Regions from separate parts of the Homo sapiens genome. Here region 1 is linked to region 2. Evidence: chromatin contacts called from ENCODE Hi-C or POLR2A ChIA-PET data. All regions are on one chromosome and are shown on one strand. Each heading gives the region's core, a stretch centred on a gene start or an enhancer-like site at or near the end of the contact. The rest is flanking DNA. Distances are from core to core; before and after follow the strand shown. Region 1 has its middle 17 kb from the start of LINC01698. Region 2 has its middle 78 kb from the start of LINC01717.

Region 1 (4,124 bases), core at 1,412-3,911, 550 kb after region 2:
AAAGAGTGTTCTATTTGGAGACTATCTCATCTTCATAGAATTTAGCCATAGAATCAATTTCCAAATATAATTTATTAACCTCAATTTACACATGAAGTAACTGAGGTCCAGAAAAGTTGTTCAAGACCACACAAAAATGGTGAGCAGAGGCAGGCCTCAGACCCAGGGCCCTCCAACTCCCTATCCAGGCAGGGATATGAATGTGTCAACTGCAGTCATCTGACATCAAGGTAAGAGGATGTGATTAATGGCTGTTTGCCAAGTATCCACAGATCCTAGGAGAAAAACACATTATACAAGTGCAACATATTAAGCTAATTAGTACAAGGGAAATTCCTTGAAGATGGCATTTCAATCAGAAGCTCTCTTTAGAGGTTCCCCAAACAGTAGGTAGCTCTGTAAAGCCAGTTTTTCCCGTGGTGCAGAAATCATAACCACAGTTTGGTCATGCATCTCGCTCAACACAGAGACCTGAATAGAATAAGAAACTGCTTTCAACTCACAGCGAGATGGGTTAGAGACTGAACATTTGCCCTAAACCTGCTTCACTGTAAATAAAACCAAGCTTTAACTCCAACTAAGGCTGGGTACTCTGGACAGGGGAGATAATGTAGAAATAATTGACGGTGATTTCCAGGAGAGATGGGGGCAAATAAAGGAATGTTTGTTGAATACCTACTGTGTGCTAGGCATTTTGCATGGATCCTAGCACTTCGTACTCACCACATCTTATGAGGAAAGGACGATTGTATTCTTCTAAAGGATGAGGTGGTCTTGCAGAGGTTAACAAATGTGCTCTAGGTCACATAGGCAGTAAGTAGCAGGCTCCCAACCTGCATCCAAGTACATCTGACCAAAAGCCCACGTTTTTCCCATTCTCAAGTCTAAGACAAGCCAGTCATTGAGATGATGCTGAGAAAGAACAGAGTCACATCTTAGAGAGAAATTTACCTCTGGCCATAATTTTCCACAGTAGGACCAGCTATATAACATATATGGAGCCCAGTACAAAGTAAATATGAAGGACTCCTTGTTCAAGAAGTATTAAGAATTTCAAGACAGTGACAGCAGAATATGAAATCAAAGATAGGGACCTGCTGAACACCAGGCAACGTACAACTGCACAGATTGTATGGCTATGAAGCTGGCGCTGCACCACTGAATCTGAAGGAATGAACAAGTGAGAAGGCAAGAGTCTTGGAGTTGGGGATGAATCTGGAAATTCATCCTCTGAAACAACTTCTGTGTGGTCCACAAGAGCCTCATATCTCACCAAGGACCTATTCACACACGTGTGAGCACGCGCGCGCGAGCGCACACACACATACAGGCACACGCGCTGCCTAGGGGAACTCACAGATCAAGACTGATAAAAATTACACGGCAAGGCCCTGGGGGCAATTGGAATCCTTTTTCTAATCTCGGGAAAATTCGAAATAGCATCCCGGTGACACAGCGAATGAGAGAACATCACCCCTATTGCAGCTGTCACTTGTATCTGCAATCTGGTGAATTATAGAGATTAGCCACGTCCAAGAATTACTGCACTTTTTGCATGGTTCTGTGCATGGCCCTTCTTAAGGTGGAATTGCTCAGGTTTGTACTCAGCCTCTGGAGAAGACTTAGGAAGTTCCGTGCTGCCACCTAGTGTTCAGAAGCAGGTGCAGGAGAAACCGCTGAAGGCCTCACTACTTCTGTAGGGGCTGGAGCCTTCCCAGAAGCCACGTAGAAGAACGCTGCAAAGCTTTCCTGGGCCTCAGGCAAGCTTATTTTAGAGGTCGCATCCTGCATTACTTCAAAGACACTAAAATGCACCCACATCCCACACTAAATAAATTTACATGTAGCTAAGAGTTGAGTTGCTTTTGAGTTAGTTGGCATGTTTTGTAGACAGTAGTTAAACATTGGTTTTCTTTTTGAATTATGGAGCCAATGTGAGGGTTTTTTGTTGTTGTTGTGGGGAGGAGGGCTTTTTCATATTTTCCTAAGAAAAATATTTGAAAAGCTCCTCGGCCCTAAGCTTGGTGCCTTTACTGGCCGCTACAGTAAGTAGACAGGAAAGCAGAGGAAGGCCATAGAAGAGAAAACATTGGCGATATTTGCATCTGGTTGCCTCTGGGGATCAGTCCACTACAAGCACTAGTCTTTAGTTATGTCCATGTAAAGTTGCAGCCTTGGGCTGCTGAATTTATGTAGAAGAGTCACAGGCAAACTGTGGCCAGGATCTATCACAACTTAGTATCAAGATTGTTTTTTATTTTATTTTATTTTTATTTTTTTGAGATGGAGTCTCGCTCTGTCACCCAGGCTGGAGTGCAGTGGCACAGTCTCGGCTCACTGCAAGCTCCGCCTCCCGGATTCAAGCGATTCTCCTGCCTCAGCTTCCTGAGTAACTGGGATTAAAGGCATGCACCACCACCACACCCGACTAATTTTTGTATTTTTAGTAAAGATGGGGTTTCGCCATGTTGATCAGGCTGTTCTCCAACTCCTGACCTCAAGTGATCTGCCTGCCTCACCCTCTGAAAGTGCTGGGATTACAGGTGTGAGCCACCGTCCCCGGCCCCAAGATTTTATTTTAAAATAACAAAAACAAGAAACTCCTGGTCAGGTGTGCTGCCTAATGCAATTCCCAGAAAAGGCCCCTGTCCTCCCACAGCTCTGTGAGCTGCTGACAGGCAAGAAGCCAATGACAAGTTTCATGTCCTTCCTTCCCTGAATCCCTCCAGGGAATGAAGAGAAGAGGGTGTGGAGAATGACTTTTAATTACATCAGACCATAAATGCTGAAACCCCTTGCACAGCTCTTGGAACAGAGACACAACATGCAAATGTTAATCCCCTGCTTCTCCCGCCTGGATTGTGCCTCTGCTTAGCAGGGACGGGCAACTCCTTGGTATACGAGCACAGAGGCAAAACCAGGAGGTGCAAACATAACCAGCTTCATTTAAATGAGGACAAACTGGAGCAGGAAAAGAACCGGCAAATTCATGTTGGAAGAAGCTAGAGCGGGCATAGCTAGCAGCCTGCTCTCTCGCACAGCTGAAGGAAATCTATGTGGATCACCTTGTTACTTATGGATGGGTTTTATAATCCTGCACCTTTGTGGATTTAAGATTTCTGTAGATTTAGGGCAGGGTTTTATTCTACCAATTAGTCTTTCTTTTCCTCCCTCCCATTATGTGTTCTTCAAGCTCTTTAATTTTATCTTCAACTGCACTGGCCGAGACCGTTTCCCCCATTAACTATTTGTGATCACAGTTTACTGCAAGCCTGCTTGACCCAGCTTATATCTAAGGATTATGGGGTCATGTGATTCAGAGTTGGGAGAGAATAGAATCCAACTCCCTCCAGAGCCAGAGTCTTCTTCCCAAGGCTCTTTCAGACCCTGCCTCAGTTCTACTTCTTCAACAAGGAGGTTGTCACTTTCTGAGGAAGGCTGCTTCCTTTCAGTGGTAAAGAAGCACATCTGCAAGAAAGTTCTTTCTTCTCCTATCCCTTTAAGATTTAAACCAAGATGAGTGAGTGATGCTGTGTTTGGGAGTAGGCATTTGACTCCTTTCTGACACCACTGGGAGCCCCACACGGCCTTGGGCCTTGGCGGATTCCACAGGGAACTGACAACATTCTTTGGAGAGACACTGAAACAACCAGCCCCACTCTATCCTCTCGAAATGCCTCCAAGGATCCCAGACTTTTGTGAAAGGAGGTAGTCGAAGGACTCTAGGGACGCTTGAGCCTAGAAGACGATGAACAACCTCTTTCTTACACTTGAGTCAGGGCTCAGTTCTGCTCTGAGATCCTGCAACTCTTCTTTGTAGACACCAGCCAATGGCACTCTTGAAATTTTTGAAAACAGGATCCTACAGAGACTTGTGTGTATATCTCCACAGACCAAGTATTAAACTACCACTTCAGCGCCATGGTTCTTTGTGATTTTAAATGTGGGTGAGTGGGTGTCCAAGTGCTGAAACCTCAATTCTAGGCTTCTGAAATCTAGAAGGAATAACCATCTGAGTGTGAAGGAAAGAACACAATTTCTTTAAACTCTACACCAGCTGCACAAAAAGAGAGAAGAAAACTAGAAAATTAGCCCTGAGTTTCTGCATCAGGTGGAAGGTCAGC
Region 2 (4,216 bases), core at 1,453-3,952:
TTGGTGAGTTGAATGGTAGCTCTGCTTTCAGCTCTTTGAGGACTTGACACACTGCTTTCCACAATGGATGAACTAACTTATACTCCCACCAACAGTGTATAAGTGGTCCCTTTTCTCCACAATCTTGCCAGCATCTGTTATTTTTGACTTTTTAATAATAGCCATTCTGACTGGTGTGAGGTTGTAACTCATTGTGGTTTTGATTTGCATTTCTCTAATGATCAGTGATATTGAGCTTTTTTTCATAGGTTTGTTGGCTGTATGTATGTCTTCTTTTGAAAAATGTTTGTTCATGTCCTTTGCCCACTTTTTAGTGGGTTTCTTTGTTTTTCTCTTGTAAATTTGTTTAAGTTCTTTGTAGACTCTGGATATTAGACCTTTGTCAGATGAAGAGATTGCAATAATTTTCCCCATTCTGTAGGTTGTCTGTTTCCTCTGTTGATAGTTTTTTGCGTGTGTGTGGTGCAGAAGCTCTTAAGTTTAATTAGATCCCATTTGTCAATATTTGCTTTTGTTGCAATTGCTTTTGGTGTCTGTGTCATGAATTCTTTGCCAGTTCCTATGTCCAAGATGATATTGCCTAGGTTGTCTTCCACAGTTTTTATAGTTTTGGGTTTTCCATTTAAGTCTTTAATCCATCTTGAGTTGACTTTCATATATGGTGTAAGGAAGGGGTCCAGCTTCAATCTTCTGTATATGGCTAGCCAGTTATCCCCAGCACCATTTATTGAATAGGGGGTCCTTTCTCCATTGCTTTTTTTGGTCACCTTTGTCAAAGATCAGATAGTTGTAGGTGTGTGGCCTCATTTCTGGGTTCTCTGTACTGTTCCATTGGTCTATGTGTCTGTTTTTGTACCAGTACCATGCTGTTTTGGTTACTGTAGCCCTGTAGTATAGTTTGAAGTAAAGTAATGTGATGCTTCCAGCTTTATTCTTTTTGCTTAGGATTGCCTTGGCTATGCAGGCTTTTTTTTGGTTCCATAGGAATTTAAAATCATTTTTCTCTATTTCTGTGAAGAATGTCTTTGGTAGTTTGATAGAAATAGCATTGAATCTGTAAATTGCTTTGGGCAGTATGGCCATTACAATGACATTGATTCTTCCTATTCATGAGCATCAGATGTTTTTCCATTTGTTTGTGTCTTCTCTGATTTCTTTAAGCAGTGTTTTGTAATTCTCATTGTAAGGATTTCAATGGTTAGCTATATTTCTAGGTACTTTATTATTTTTGTAGAAATTGTGAATGGGATTGCCTTCCTGATTCGGATCTTGGCTTGGCTGTTGGTGTATAGGAATGCTAGTGATTTTTGTACATTAATTTTGTATGCTGAAATTTGCTGAAGTTGTTTATCAGCTGAAGGAGCTTTTGAGCCGAGGCTATGGGGTTTTCTAGATATAGAATCATGTCATCTACAAACAGGGATAGTTTGAGTTTCTCTCTTCCTATTTGGATGCCCTTTATTTCTTTTTCTTTTTCTTTTTTTTTTTTTTTTTTGAGATGGAATCTCACTCTGTCTCTCAGGCTCGAGTGCAGTGGCATGATCTCAGCTCACTGCAACCTCCGCCTCCTGGGTTCAAGCGATTCTCCTGCCTCAGCCTCCCAAGTAGCTGGGATTACAGGTGCATGCCACCACATCTGGCTAATTTTTTATATTTTTAGTAAAGACAGGCTTTCACCATGTTGGCCAGGCTAGTCTCGAACTCATGACCTCACGTTATCTGCCCGCCTCGGTCTCCCAAAGTACTGGGATTACAGGCATAAGCCACCACACCCAGTCCCTTTATTTCTTTCTCTTGCCTGATTGCTCTGGTCAGGACTTCCAATACTATGTTGAATAGGAGTGGTGAGAGAGGGCATCCTTGCCTTGTGCTGGTTTTCAAGTGAAATGCTTCCAGATTTTGCTCATTCAGTATGATGTTGGCTGTGGGTTTGTCATACATGGCTGTTATTATTTTTAGGTATGTTCCTTCAATACCTAGTTTACTAGACTTTTAAAAAATAAAACAGTGTTGGATTTTATTGGAAGCCTTTACTCTTACACTTCTAGAGCACTTGGCCATTACAAACAGCTGTCCCACGCAGTGCCTCACTTTTCTATCTCAACATGAAGAAAGGAAACTTCTATGTATCAAATGTCTTCTGCGTGCCAGGCCCCATGCTGGGTACTTGATGATATTAGTTTCAAACATATTTAAGGTATTTTATAAGAATACATCAAATGTAAAATAACACCAATAAAAACTGAGTCAAAATGGAAATGAAAAACAAAGGCAGGAACTTAAAATATAGTCAGGAATAAGGCTAGAATGAATATTCTACAAACTTGAAGTAAGCCACAAATTTGGTTTTCAAGTTCTATAGGAGCCAATGTCACAAAAAAGGGGGAAACAACTTAATAACAATCAATGCAAAAAGGAAAACAAAAGATTACACCATTTACAACATTCATCAGATAAAAGCAAATTAGTGGCTTAGGAAAAACATGTCTCTTCTCTGGACAAAAAATGGGCAGGAGCTCTCCTGGGTTTTCTCATAAACAGAACTCTGTGTTTCATAAAGGGCAATGTCTTTAACACATCCTTGAACAAGAAACAACAAGTAGAATGTTTATTTTTGTTGAAATATGGGCTACTACTACACCGTCAGATATTGGGAGAGCCCAGTGAGGCTCTGAAGGCACAAAATTTAAGGAGACATCCACTGTCAGGGTTGTGCAAGTGCCTACTGAAATTCTGTGCCCTGGGTACCTCCCTTGCCTCCCACTAGCCCTGCCCTGTCATTATATTACTCATAGTCATATTCAGTAGGAGGAATTCTCTAAGGCTGTGGTTTACAATAGGGGATGACTTTTCTTCCAGGGAACATTTGGCAAAGACTGGAGACTTGGTCACTGCTGGGCAGATGCTACTGGCATTGAGTGGGTAGCGGTCAGGGAGACTGTTGAACATCCTACAGTGCACTTGATAGCCACTCACAGCAAAGAATTATACAGTCCAAAATATCACTAAGCCTAAGTTCAGAAACTCTGCTTTTGGCAGAGCCATACTCCTTACCTGAGCTCATGTGGTGACTTGCTGCATAGGATGATTCTGCTTTCTTATCCTCGTGGTAAATGAATCATGAGCTCTGCTGTTGTAACTTCCTAAATATCACCCCATCTTGTGTTTGGACTACTGCCATAGCCACAGTGGTAGACACTTTTAAGAGCCTACAATAGCATCCCTGCAGCAACAGCATCTTTGCTTAGAAAAGTCATATTTCACCTTGGAATAAAAGGAAGAGATCTCCTGATTTAGACGAATCATGTTGATCTATTCTTCTTTGCCAAGGATTGACTTAAGTATGAGCATTTGCCCTCTTTCTGGCCAGTGATATAAAAGGGAAGCCTGCTGGGGGACTTCTAGAAAAGATTTTGACTTCTGATAAAAGGGACAGATAGAGCTAGTGTTGCTCTCCTTTCCCTTTTTTCTACTTGAATGTGGACTCCATGTCTGGAGCTGTGGTAGCCATTTTGAGACCATGAAGTAACAAGGAAAAGGAAGGAAAGGCAAGAAGCAAAGAACATTGGAGCAAAAAGAATACACTCTTGCCACAGAGCTTTTTTGAGCTTGCAATTCCTTTTGTCTGCAATGCTCCCCCTCTACCTCCCCATGGTTAATTCCTAGTCATTCTTGACATCTCAGCTTAACCCTCATCTGTGGGAGAGCCACCTTAACCTCCCTGACTCTGTCTGAACTTGTTAGAGGTTCATAGCATCATGTAAGCTTCCTTCACAGCATTTGCCAAGGTTGCGATTTCTCATGTGTTTGTGGTATGACTTGATTTTTTTTTTTTTGTCTTCCTGACTAGACTCCAAGCTACATGACAACTGAAACTATCACAATATCTCTAGTCCCTGATATTTAGATGCTAGATAAGCAATACTATTTTCTTATTTTTTTCTTTTCCTTTTTTGAATGAAAAAGCTTAAATTGTCTGGAAGTTAGAATGTCTTCAATATTTTAAGCCATCTTCCCGGAAAGTATTTTGCTCGACAGAATGTTTAATAAATAGTGAGTGAGTATGAGTTCAAAATGATTCTTCCTGGAAAATAACTAAAACCCAGATATTCTGTGTGGCCAATTAAATAGAAATTCTTATGACATAAGAGGACATTGAGCTGGGGCATGCAGGAATAACTTCCTTTCTGAAAGCTGAGGGGCCTGCAAGGAGAAT

What was found. A loop is a pair of places that touch in the nucleus more often than their neighbours do. ChIA-PET counts read pairs that join two places held with the same protein, here RNA polymerase II (POLR2A). Pooled maps may share reads with other maps.
Region 1: a loop to region 2 is called in a map of MCF 10A, with 16 times the contacts of the local background. The contact joins two enhancer-like sites. A Hi-C loop is called at or near these places in 1 of 168 maps with a recorded cell type or tissue (MCF 10A) and 2 of 50 pooled maps. POLR2A ChIA-PET finds 5 or more read pairs at or near these places in 1 of 52 experiments (MCF 10A).

What each region holds. Positions count from the first base shown.
Region 1 is chr1:209,352,855-209,356,978 of GRCh38, forward strand. No RefSeq gene overlaps it. Among named protein-coding and RNA genes, the nearest start is that of LINC01698, 17 kb to the right of the region's middle. Within about 2 kb of position 2,662, at least 3 of the 41 ENCODE cell types and tissues checked have a DNase peak (open chromatin) inside an H3K27ac peak, as active enhancers do.
Region 2 is chr1:208,804,814-208,809,029 of GRCh38, forward strand. No RefSeq gene overlaps it. Among named protein-coding and RNA genes, the nearest start is that of LINC01717, 78 kb to the left of the region's middle. Within about 2 kb of position 2,703, at least 2 of the 41 ENCODE cell types and tissues checked have a DNase peak (open chromatin) inside an H3K27ac peak, as active enhancers do.